Linked DNA regions of Homo sapiens: region 1 is linked to region 2. A link is an interaction called in ENCODE POLR2A ChIA-PET data of the cell type or tissue named here. Cell type or tissue: PC-3. All regions are shown on one strand. Each heading gives the region's core, and the rest is flanking DNA. Links, peaks and the distances in the headings are about the cores only. Region 1 overlaps C2CD3 (C2 domain containing 3 centriole elongation regulator). Region 2 overlaps P2RY6 (pyrimidinergic receptor P2Y6).

What was found. ChIA-PET counts read pairs that join two places held together with the same protein. Peaks named below come from ENCODE experiments on the same cell type or tissue, not always from the same donor. Only the 100,000 strongest peaks of a DNase experiment are listed, where the experiment ranks them.
Region 1: POLR2A ChIA-PET joins it to region 2 with 8 read pairs; 2 of 35 experiments call an interaction of 5 or more read pairs at or near these places.

The regions. Positions count from the first base shown.
Region 1 is chr11:74,034,425-74,039,797 of GRCh38, reverse strand. C2CD3 (C2 domain containing 3 centriole elongation regulator) reads left to right here. Exons shown (of 33, transcript NM_001286577.2): 30 at 2,100-2,320. Among named protein-coding and RNA genes, the nearest start is that of UCP3, 28 kb to the right of the region's middle. RefSeq lists an enhancer at 1,948-3,147. In PC-3, for the core only: no CTCF peak of the experiment used is centred there; a DNase peak (open chromatin) is centred at 2,337; H3K27ac peaks cover 3,027 bases.
Region 2 is chr11:73,296,430-73,301,802 of GRCh38, reverse strand. P2RY6 (pyrimidinergic receptor P2Y6) reads right to left here. Exons shown (of 3, transcript NM_001277204.2): 3 at 3,178-5,318. The coding sequence starts at 5,284. The coding sequence ends at 4,298. Among named protein-coding and RNA genes, the nearest start is that of ARHGEF17, 9.2 kb to the left of the region's middle. In PC-3, for the core only: no CTCF peak of the experiment used is centred there; no DNase peak of the experiment used is centred there.

The DNA of each region.
Region 1 (5,373 bases), core at 296-5,295, 740 kb before region 2:
ATTCTGGTCAGATATTTTGTTTTGAGGGTCAGTTCTGCGCATTGTAGGTTGTTTAGCTGCATCCCTGGCCTCTACCAACTACATACCAGTAGCACCCCTCTCCCACTTGTGACAACCCAAAATGTCTCCAGACATTGCCAAGTGTATCCTGAGGGACAATATTGCCAGGTTGAAAACCACTGCCCTAGGACAGTAGTTCGCAAAATTTAGTGTATATCAGAATCCCATGAAGGGCTTATTACAGCACTGATTGCTAGGACCCATCCACACAGTGCCTGATTCAGTAGGTCTAGGATAAGGCCTGAGACTCTGCATTTCTAACAAGCTCAGGTGATGCTGCTGCAGCTGGTCCTAGAACTAGGCTTTCAGAACTACTATCTAGAGGAATTCTTTACCAAATGGGCGCGAAACAAGGTGAGATCAATTTGCATAACCTCCTTGGATTCAGAGAGCCCTTAAACAGTGCTGCATTTGAATCACAGCTATCATTTCAGGCCTGCAGAGCAAGTATTAATAAACCTGTGTTTCACAGATGAGCAAAGTACAGCTTGGTGTTCATAGGTTGACATGCCATGGTTCTACATGGTTCTACACTGGTCTAACAAGACCAGTAGATTTGCTTATTTCCCAAAGCTACCCCAAGTTACATTTGTTTGCATGTTCCTCCTGCAGATGTTTATCCATGTGGCATATACCACGATATAGACACCTAAGTGATTTGGTACACACCACCGTGACTTGAGTCTTGGCCTCTAGTGATAGAATAAGGATCAACTTTGTCCTCTCATTTGGATTTTCCTCTAAGATACGCAGACTGTTTCTAACAAAAGGATAGAAAGACTTTCAGTTCATGTCACAGGTATTTGGTGTCCATGCTGTGTTGATTATACCAGGCACATTGAGTGTACTAAGGAAATAGAGAAGTGTGAGATATATCTTCTATTCTGAGACGCCCATGGCCTACTTAGGGAAACTGAACTAACATATAATGAGACAATTAAGGGAAAATCTAAGAAAAAGTTTGATGTGTGAAATGATGAGTGTGAAGGTGTTTAAGGGACAGGTGGTGCAAAGATTTGGGATAATGGACTTTGAAAAGAAGAAATGTGAGCTGCAACCTTAAAAGCTGACTGGAATAGAAACAGAGCAGGGAGTTGCTTGAACTGGGGTTCCAGTATCAGCAGAAGTATGAGGAAGGAACGAACCCAGCTGGAACAGAGTCCATCTCATATGGAAAAAGCATGACTTGGAGTCCCAGATTCTGAGTAGCTACATACTGCTCCCTGCTCTGGACAAGTCACTTAACTTCTCTGAAACTCAAGTTGCTTATTTATAATTACTGATCTCATATGATTAGCTGAAAATTAAACAAGATAATATGTTTAAAAGCATAAACATAAAATCCTATGCAAGTGAAGGTTGGTGTGATTTCTTATTGGAGAATGGTGAGAATGTGGCCCTATTAAAGGCTTTTAAACAGATTTTTAAAATCACTTATTTATGTCCTTTTATCCATCCAGCATTCTTTTGTTTTGTGCCAAGCACTATGCTGGGTGCAGTAGATGTAAAGGAATCAGCCCAGAGCTGACCGTACATCAGGGGAAATAGGTGTTAAATAAATGAGTGATGTGATGGAAGAGTGCAGAAAGAACTATGGAGCACAGAAGAGGAGCCCCTAAACCAATTTAGGGAAGGCTTTTTAGAAGTTGCTTGCCTGAAGGATCAGGAATGGTTATGAGGTAGCAAAGGACAGTGTTAGCGCAGAGTAGGGCTTTATTCTGTCAAAGTAAACAGAAATAAGGACTGGAATGGTGGTCAAGAATGGTTCCTTTCTGAGGAAGTGGCATTTTTGCTGGACATCAGATGAGGAATCGCATTAGACAGACAAAAGGGGGAGAAAGTTGCCCCCAGCAGCAGGATTGTAGTCAGAGGAGTGAAGGATGAGTTGGTGGATTGGAGAGAGAGGGACTTAGTATATTAATAGACCAAGTGAGAGGTATTAAGGCTTTGGCTCAAGCGGTAGTGTCCAGGGGACATAAGAGATGTTCATAATCTCCATGAATTACCCCTTTGTCTTCTTCTCCCCCTTTTGTTTATAGGAAGAATCTGAGTGAGCTTGATCAGATTCAGAGGTACTTCCGCCAGAAGCTCACCAAGCCTTTCCTACCCCTCAGCCCTCAGACTCAAACGGCCATCTCACAGCACCAGGAGAGCTGTAGGGACCATCTTGGGCCAGGTGCCAGCAGCCTAGACCCTGGGAGCCAGTGTATCCTGGAGAAATCCAGTAACCTGGTGTTGCAAGTCAGCTCCTTAATCACAGGTATGACTCAGATCCTTTCTTGTTGAGATGTTATGGTCACTAGGTGCTAATTCAAAAAGCATTTGAATGTGTTCCTTCGGACAAGCCCCTATGACAAATAGAGACCAATTGTTTTCACCCTCTTCCTTTTTTTTTTTTTTTAACCATCTTGCGTTTGAAAAGGAGGGACATAATAGTATGGCACAGCAACATGGGGCAATGGAAAGAGCACTGGACTGACCCAGGTCCTTGATGGGCTTCTGGTACAGACTTAGAGTCTGACTCTGAACGTGTCCTTTCCCTTCTTAGACTTCAGTTTCCCCAGCCAAGAAAAGAGTGGGGTAGATTAGATGAGTGGTTCCTCAATAGCAATTCTTGAACTTGTGCCACTCTCTGAGAAAATAATGAACAATAAACATATTTAAAATTCTAATTATGAAAGCCCAGAAGTCTGCACTTTTAACAAGCACCCTAGATGATTCTGGATGTTAGCGATTCATAGTCCACCCTTTGAAAAACCCCTTTGGAGCAGTGGTTCTCACTTTAGCTGCATATTGGAATTATTGAGGGACTTTTAAAAAACCCCATGCCCAGGCTGTACTGTAGGTCAACAGAATCTCTGAGGTGGAACCCAGGCATCAGTATTGTTTCTAACTCCCCAGGTAATTCTAGTGTGTAGACAAGACTGAGACTGCTCTAGAGCAAATATTGGCAAACCTGCCTGAGCATAAGAATCACCCGGGGCACTTACTGTGAAATAGAGATTCCTGGGTCCTACTCCATCCTTCTGAATCAGGATCCAGGGTCATGACCTAGAAATCTTTATCAAGCAAGCTTCAGGGAACACTGGGAAATCAACTAGATCAGCATCTTCAGCCCTCACTTGTTTTTGCTTGAGCGAAATGTGTAGATTCTACACAGGGATGAAGAAGTTCAATTTTCTTTGTCTAACAGGAGAGAAAAACACCTTGATTAACACTAAGTACAAACCTTCTTTCTGTCTTCTTCTTCCAGATACCTAACCTGTTGGTATCCATGGCCTCAGATAAATGCTCTGTGTTTGACTTCCACTTGCTTGGATATTTTCAGTCAAGTGTTTATTGAGCACCATCTGTGCCAGGCACTATTCTGTTATTTGTCCCAGGAAGATACAGTGGTGGATATGACAGGCATTATCTCCCTTCATCAAGCTTATATTCTATAGTCAACCAAAGAAAAATCCTCTCACAAAGAAAGTATGACAGCAAAACAGATGAAGGCTTGTTTGGAGTAGAGGTGGAAACAAATAGGGGAATCTTTCTAAAGGGGCATATTAAAAGAGGAGAGAGAAGGGAATTGTGGCCAGGCACGGTGGCTCACACCTGTAATCCCAGCACTTTGGGAGGCCAGGGTGAGTGGATCACTTAAGGTTAGGAGTTCAAAACCAGCCTGGCCAACATGGCAAAACCCCATCTCTACTAAAAACACAAAATTTAGCTGGACGAGGTGGTGCGCACCTATAATCCCAGCTACTTGGGAGTCTGAGACACGAGAATCGCTTGAATGCAGGGGCAGAGGTTGCAGTGAGCCGAGATTGTTCCACTGCACCCCGGCCTGGACAACAGAGTAAGACTCTGACTCAAAACAAACAAAAAAAAAAGAATTGAAGCTGTGGGGCCTAATGTTTATCCTGGAAGAAATGGAAAGTTCTCAGCAAGCAGACAACTGAATGAGAACTGGTTTTCACAAGGAGAATGAATTTAAAAAGAGAAAGATGATTAGATCAGGGAAACCATTCAAAAAAAAAAAACAGCAAAAGCCTGCCCCTGCCTCCATTATGCTCCATTATGCCTCAGTATGCTGTTTTTACAAAGCCATCAGACAAATGGATATGAGTGAAACTTGAGAGAGTTACTGAGTGGGGTTTTTTTTAAGCCAGAGCTATATGCTAGGCTAGGCCCTAGAGATACAACATGATTCAGACATATGGTTCATGCCCTGAGAAGCTCACAGTCTGATGGGGTAAACATACAATTACACAGTGTCATATTCTTAAGTGCTTCCTTATAGAACAAAGCCATGTAGCAATCTTATTTAACTCGTGAATCTGGGAAGGCCTCCTGGAGGAGATCCAATAGAACATGGCCTTGAAGGCTGGGCAAGTTTATAAAAAGCAAGAAGACTGCTCTGAGACAGAAAGCATGTTCAGGCCAAAGGATTAGGATTAACTAAACATGCTTCCCCATGCCTATTCCTATTTACAGGTAGTAATGTTTCATTTTCGTCTATCTACCCATTCCTTTGAGGCCTGAAAATCATCAGTGTATAATATTAAACAGCCAGCACCTCCTGTAGAGTGAGCCCTCTGTTAGGTGCTGTGAGGGAGATGTGACCCCTATTCCCCAGGAATCAAATTTGCCTTCAGTTCCTAATTTTCTCCTCTCAAATAATCTTGCAAACATGTATCATTTACTGGGTCTATTTATTAATTGATTCACTCCCATTCCATCCCAAAAATAATTTGAGATGACTAGTAGCTTCTGTTTATTAAGTGGTTATATATTCACCACACAGTGTATGCCCATTTCTTTCGTGTATTCTCTACTGTAACCTTATGAAGTGGGTGGTGTTGATTACACTGTACAGATCAATAGGCTCAGAGAGGATGGTTTGCTTATGATCACAAAGTTAACAAGTGACAACAGAGATTCGAACCCAAGATTGACCGGCTCCAAAGCCTATGCTCTTTCCAACATACCTTGCTGCTTCTATTTTCTGTGTAAATCTTCCCTGCCTTATCATATGGGTGATAGATATTTCCTTGCTTTTATTTTCGAAGTAAAATAGGTAGTTTTAATAACTGTCATCAAATAGGTAAATAAGTGGATTCTCATTTTGATTTTTAATATAGGTAGTTACTGAAGTAACTGGAAGCATGAACATGCCCACCAGGACTCCCAGCTCCCAACGATTCCTGAGCATGAGCAGATAGTCTCTGAAAGCATTTCCACAGATGTATCCACAACTATAGATTAGATTCTGGTCCTCTGATATTAGAATAAAGTACTAAAAATTGTACCGCCTTGAATATAGTC
Region 2 (5,373 bases), core at 174-5,173:
ATGTGCCTGTAATCCCAGCTACTCAGGAGGCTGAGGCAGGAGAATAGCTGGAACTCAGGAAGTGGAGTTTTGCAGTGAGCCACGATCACGCTATTGCACTCCAGCCTAGAAAACAAGAGCAAAACTCCGTCTCAAAAAAAATAAAAAATAAAAAATAGGCCAGGCACGGTGGCTCATGCCTGTAATCCCAGCACTTTGGGAGGCTGAGGCTGGCAGATCATGAGATTAGAAGATAGAGACCATCCTGGCCAACATGGTGAAACCCTGTCTCTACTAAAATACAAAAAATTAGTCAGGTGTGGTGGCACGCACCTGTAGTCCCAACTGCTCGGGAAGCTGAGGCAGGGGAATCGCTTGAACCCAGGAGGTGGAGGTTGCAGTGAGCTGAGATGGCACAACTGCATTCCAGCCTGGCGACAGAGCAAGACTCCGTCTCAAAAAAGAAATTAAAAAACTAAAAATAAAAAATAAATAAATAACTTGCATAGCATAACACAGCTAGTAAATGGTAGAGCCAGGACATATGCCAGGATGGTCTGGCTCTGGAGTCTGCACCTTCCATGCTATTTGGCCTCACAAAGGGAAGCTTGGAATGGAATTTACCTGTGGGTCACAATTTCCACTCCTGGAAGAGTAAGCAAAGGGTCACAGCTCTTGGAGGTCAGCTGGGACAGTCATCTGGGACTCTCTACAGGGGCTCAGGTGGGCTACGAGCAGAGGCCCTGTCCCCTGCCCTTGCTCTCACTATCCCCTAGCCCCCATCCCAGGCAATTGAGAAGATTGGTCTCAGACTCAAAGCTAGATGCAAGGTGGGTCCTATGTGCCCCGCTTGGCACGGCGGGGCACCGTACAGGGAATAAAAACCAGCCTCTGTCTTCTAACATAAATCAGTCTTGCTGTGGTCACAAGTCAAAGTTCCTTCTGTCCAAATGGTCTGCCTCTCCAGCAAGGACACTTTGAATGGCCTCCCAGGGTGGGTTGGGCCTGGGTTTCCAACTTCCTCAGCCAGCTGCAAGCACACCTGTGACATTACCATGGTGTTTAACTCCTCCATTGCCCCTCTCTGAATGACCCTATTGCCCAGCAGCTTGGGGACTAGGTGGGGCTAAAAGAAAAATATTGCATAAGTTATACAGTCCTTCCCCTCCCTGCTCTGCCTTCCAAAAAGACAGTTTCTGTATGGTGCACCAGCAGCCAAGGGCAGGCTAGATTGTTCTACATAAGAAAAACAGATCTGGGAGGAGGGCACAAGGACTGGAGGAGAAGTGAGGGGGAGAAGAAATGAAAAAAAAAAGTGGCAGAGAGAATGAGGAGCTGCAAAGGAGTGGCTGAGGGGTGGTTCTGGGAGGGGAAGAGGATTTGGTGGAGGGTGTGGGGTCTTTTTTTTCTTTTCTTTTCTTTCTTTCTTTCTTTCTTTTTTTTTTTTTTTTTTTTTTTGAGATGGAGTCTCACTCCGTCCCCAGGCTGGAGTACAGTGGTGCAATCTTGGCTCACTGCAATCTCCGCCTCCTGGGTTCTAGCAATTCTCCTGCCTCAGCCTCATGAGTAGCTGGGACTACAGGCGCCCACCACCATGCCCAGCTAATTTTTGTATTTTTAGTAGAGACGGGGTTTCACCATGTTGGCCAGGATGGTCTCAATCTCCTGACCTCATGATTCGCCTGCCTCAGCCTCCCGAAGTGTTAGGATTACAGGCATGAGCCACCACACCTGGCTGGGTGTGGGGTCTTGTGTGCTACCAGTCCCCTTTGCTGCTTCCTCCAGGGACCTTCGGTAAAGATGCCTTTCCAAGGCTTTGAAAGGCTCGGATCTGCGTTTGACATGCCTCCTTATGAGATGGCCTCAAGGCAGCTCTCTGGGTACCCACGTCAGAACGATGGGCCTGAGAGGGCAGGAGGGGAACACGGCGGGAACAGTCTGTCATGAGACTGGTCAGTAGGCTTCCAGCCGTGGGACCTCCATGTAGCAGCTTCCTGGTGGCCCTGAGGCTCTCAAGCTGCTGGCTCCTCCATTTAGAATGAAGCAATGTTGAACAGTTGTTTCCCCTCACTTAGGGGCCTGGTGGAGGTACCCCAGGTACAGAGGATACCCTAAGGTTGAAAGAGCCACACTTGAAGAGGTAGATGAAGGAGAGGTGGATCAGGGGCTCATCCTAGCATTGAATGCTCTGGCCCTACCCAGCTCTTTTCCTGGCCACCCCCTTCCACACACCCAGGCCCCACCCCACCCCGCCTACCCCCCATTTAATCGAAACTCATTGTTGCTTTACAGCCAATTTTTTTTTTTTTTTTTTTGAGACAGAGTCTTGCTTTGTCACCCAGGCTGGAGTGCAGTGGTGCAATCTTAGTTGACCACAACCTCCACCTCCCAGGTTCAAGTGATTCCCATGCCTCAGCCTCTGGAGTAGCTGGGACTATGGGCACCTGCCACTATACCCAGCTAATTTTTGTATTTTTTAGTAGAGATGAGTTTTTGCCATGTTGGCCAGGCTGGTCTCAAACTCCTGACCGCAAGTGATCTGCCTGCCTCGGCCTCCCAAAGTGCTGGGATTACAGGTGTGAGCTACCATGCCCAGCCCCTCAGATCATTTCTAACTCTGGGTTTTGCACACATCACGCCCATGCCTTCTACTGGGAGTAGCTCCAGAGCTGCTTCACTCTGCTTTTTGAATTCCTCCTGGCTCAAGCTGATCCCTTCTTCTTTTCTTTTCTTTTTTCTTAGTTATTATTTAATTTTGTTTTGTTTTGGGTTTTTTTTGAGACAGGTTCTCGCTCCATCGCCCAGGCTGGAATGCAGTGATGTGATCTCGGCTCACTGCAACCTCCGCCTCCCAGGTTCAAGCAATTCGCTTGCCTTAGCCTCCCGAGTAGCTGGGATTACAGGCACCAGCCACCATGCCCAGCTAATTTTTGTATTTTCGGTAGAGACAGGGTTTCACTGTGTTGGCCAGGCTGGTCTCAAATTCCTGACCTCAAGTGATCCACCTGCTTCAGCCTCCCAAAGTGCTGGGATTACAGATGTGAGCCACTGCTCCCGATTTATTTTAATTTTTTTAGAGACAGTGTCTCCCTCTGTCGCTCAGGCTGGAATGCACTGGATCACTCCTAGCTCACTGTAATCTCGAACTCAGCACCTCAGCTTCCTGAGTAGTTAGTACTACAGTCAGACACCACCACACCAGGCTATTTTTTATATTTTTTTGTAGAAACAGGGTCTTACTGTGTTGCCCAGGCTGGTCTAAAACTCTTGGGCTCAAGCATTCCTCCTTCCTTGGCCTCCCAAATTGCTGAGATTACAGGCATGAGCCACTGCACTTCGCCCCCTGCCTCTTCTAAGAAGCTTCCGCCGCTTAATCCCTCCATTGGCTTCCCACTGCCTGGAGCATCTGGCTAACTCTTGCCCTTGTCTGGAGGGTAGCTGAAGCACAGCTCCCATTTTCTCAGCTTTCACACACGCAAGGCCATGTGTCCTCTGCTCTGGCCCTCTGCCTGTCTGCCCAGGGCAGAGCCCAGCACGAGGCTGGCCCAGCTGGATATGCATGGAGCATACCTGGGTTGCATTAAAGTGCTCCCCACTTCTGCTTGCCAAGTTCCCACTCAGCCCTCAACATCTGGCTCAGATGCTCCCTCCTCAGAGAGCTCTTTCCTGACTCCTTGGACTGGGTCATGGGCACTGTCTGTGTACCCCCTCCCCCCAGCCATGCTTCCCTCTGTCACAACCCTGATGTTGCTGTGCCAGTCTGTACTTCCAGCAGTTGGGAGCCCGTATGGACCAGGGCTAGGACTGGTTCTTCTAGGGCCCCAGAACCAACACAGGCCTGAGCACAAGGTGTCAGTAAAGGCTTTCTAAATAAATGGAATATCACTCCTCTCCAGAGAGCTCATAATCATCCCTCAAAACCCAGCTCAAATGCCCCTTCCCAGAAGCTCTCACCTCCCCCTCTCATCTTCCCTCACCCGCTTCATTGGTGACTCAAAGCATGGAGCATACCCCTTGATGACAGTACACGTCACACTGTATTTTTGTGAGCACCTTAATGTGGTTTCCCCAGCTCTCCATGGCTGACTGGGACCTCTCAAGAGCCAGGCCCAGGTCTGTCCATCTCCATGCCCACAGGGTCTGGGCCAGAGAAGGGGCTGAAGAAATAGTTTTTGGTGAGCTTCTGGGTCCTGTGAGGGATCTTAACTCCATGCCCAGCTGAGCTGAACTCTAATTCTCCGCATGGTTTGGGGTTGGTGGGGCTCCTGGTGCCCCGGACACAATGGCAAATATGAAGGCTGCCCAGGACCTGGAGGACTCAGCGACCCTGCCTCTGCCATTTGGCTGTGAGTTTCTGTAGGAGCTCATGTGGTCGCCGGCGGAACTTCTTCTGGGTGAAGTAGAAGAGGATGGGGTCCAGCACGCTGTTGGCACTGGCAAACGGCCGCGTGCCTTTGTAGGCCGCTGCAAAGGCCTCCAATACAGTGCAGGGGACGCCCGGCGTCGAGCGCACTGCCAGGTAGGCTGTCTTGGTGATGTGAAAAGGCAGGAAGCTGATGGCAAAGGCAGCAGCCACCACCACGGCCATGCGGGCCGCCTTGCCACGCCGCTCCTGGGCCACAGGCTCTGCCGGGCCATCCTGGCGGCACAGGCGGCAGGCCAGGAGACAGTAGCAGGCCAGCAGGGCAGCAAAGGGCAGCAGGAAGCCGATGACAGTGAGAGCCATGCCATAGGGCATATAGTGGGTGGCCAGGGCAGGCGGGCTGAGGTCATAGCAGACAGTGCGGTTACGCTGGATGCCTGTGGCAGCGAAGATGGCTGTGGGCAGGCACTGGGTTGTCACGGCCAGCCACACGGCTACACACACTAGCCAGGCAGCCCGGCGGCCCCCACGTTTGTGCCAGGGGGCCAGCGGGTGGCAGATGCCCAGGTAGCGCTGGAAGCTGATGCAGGTGAGGAAGAGGATGCTGCCGTGCAGGTTGGCATAGAAGAGGAAGCGGACCAGGCGGCAGGCGAAGTCGCCAAAGGGCCAGTGATCACCTTGGGCATAGTTGTAGATGAGCAGGGGCAGGGAGCAGGCATATAGCAGGTCAGCCAGAGCAAGGTTTAGGGTGTACACGGCCGTGCGGGTCAGGGCCCGGCGGGACGTGCAGATCTGGGTAATGACACAGATGTTCAGCGGCAGGCCAGCCGCCAGCACCGCCGAATACACAGGTGGCAGCAGCAGTTGCTTGAAGTTCTCGCGGTAGACACAGGTGGTGGGTGGCAAGCCCAGAGCCTGGCCTGTGCCATTGTCCCATTCCATGGCTGCCCAGGTGGGTTTCCTATGTTCAGGGAGGCTGGGAAAGCAATACACAGCCTGTCAGTGACATGCTCACTCACCACCCAGCAGGC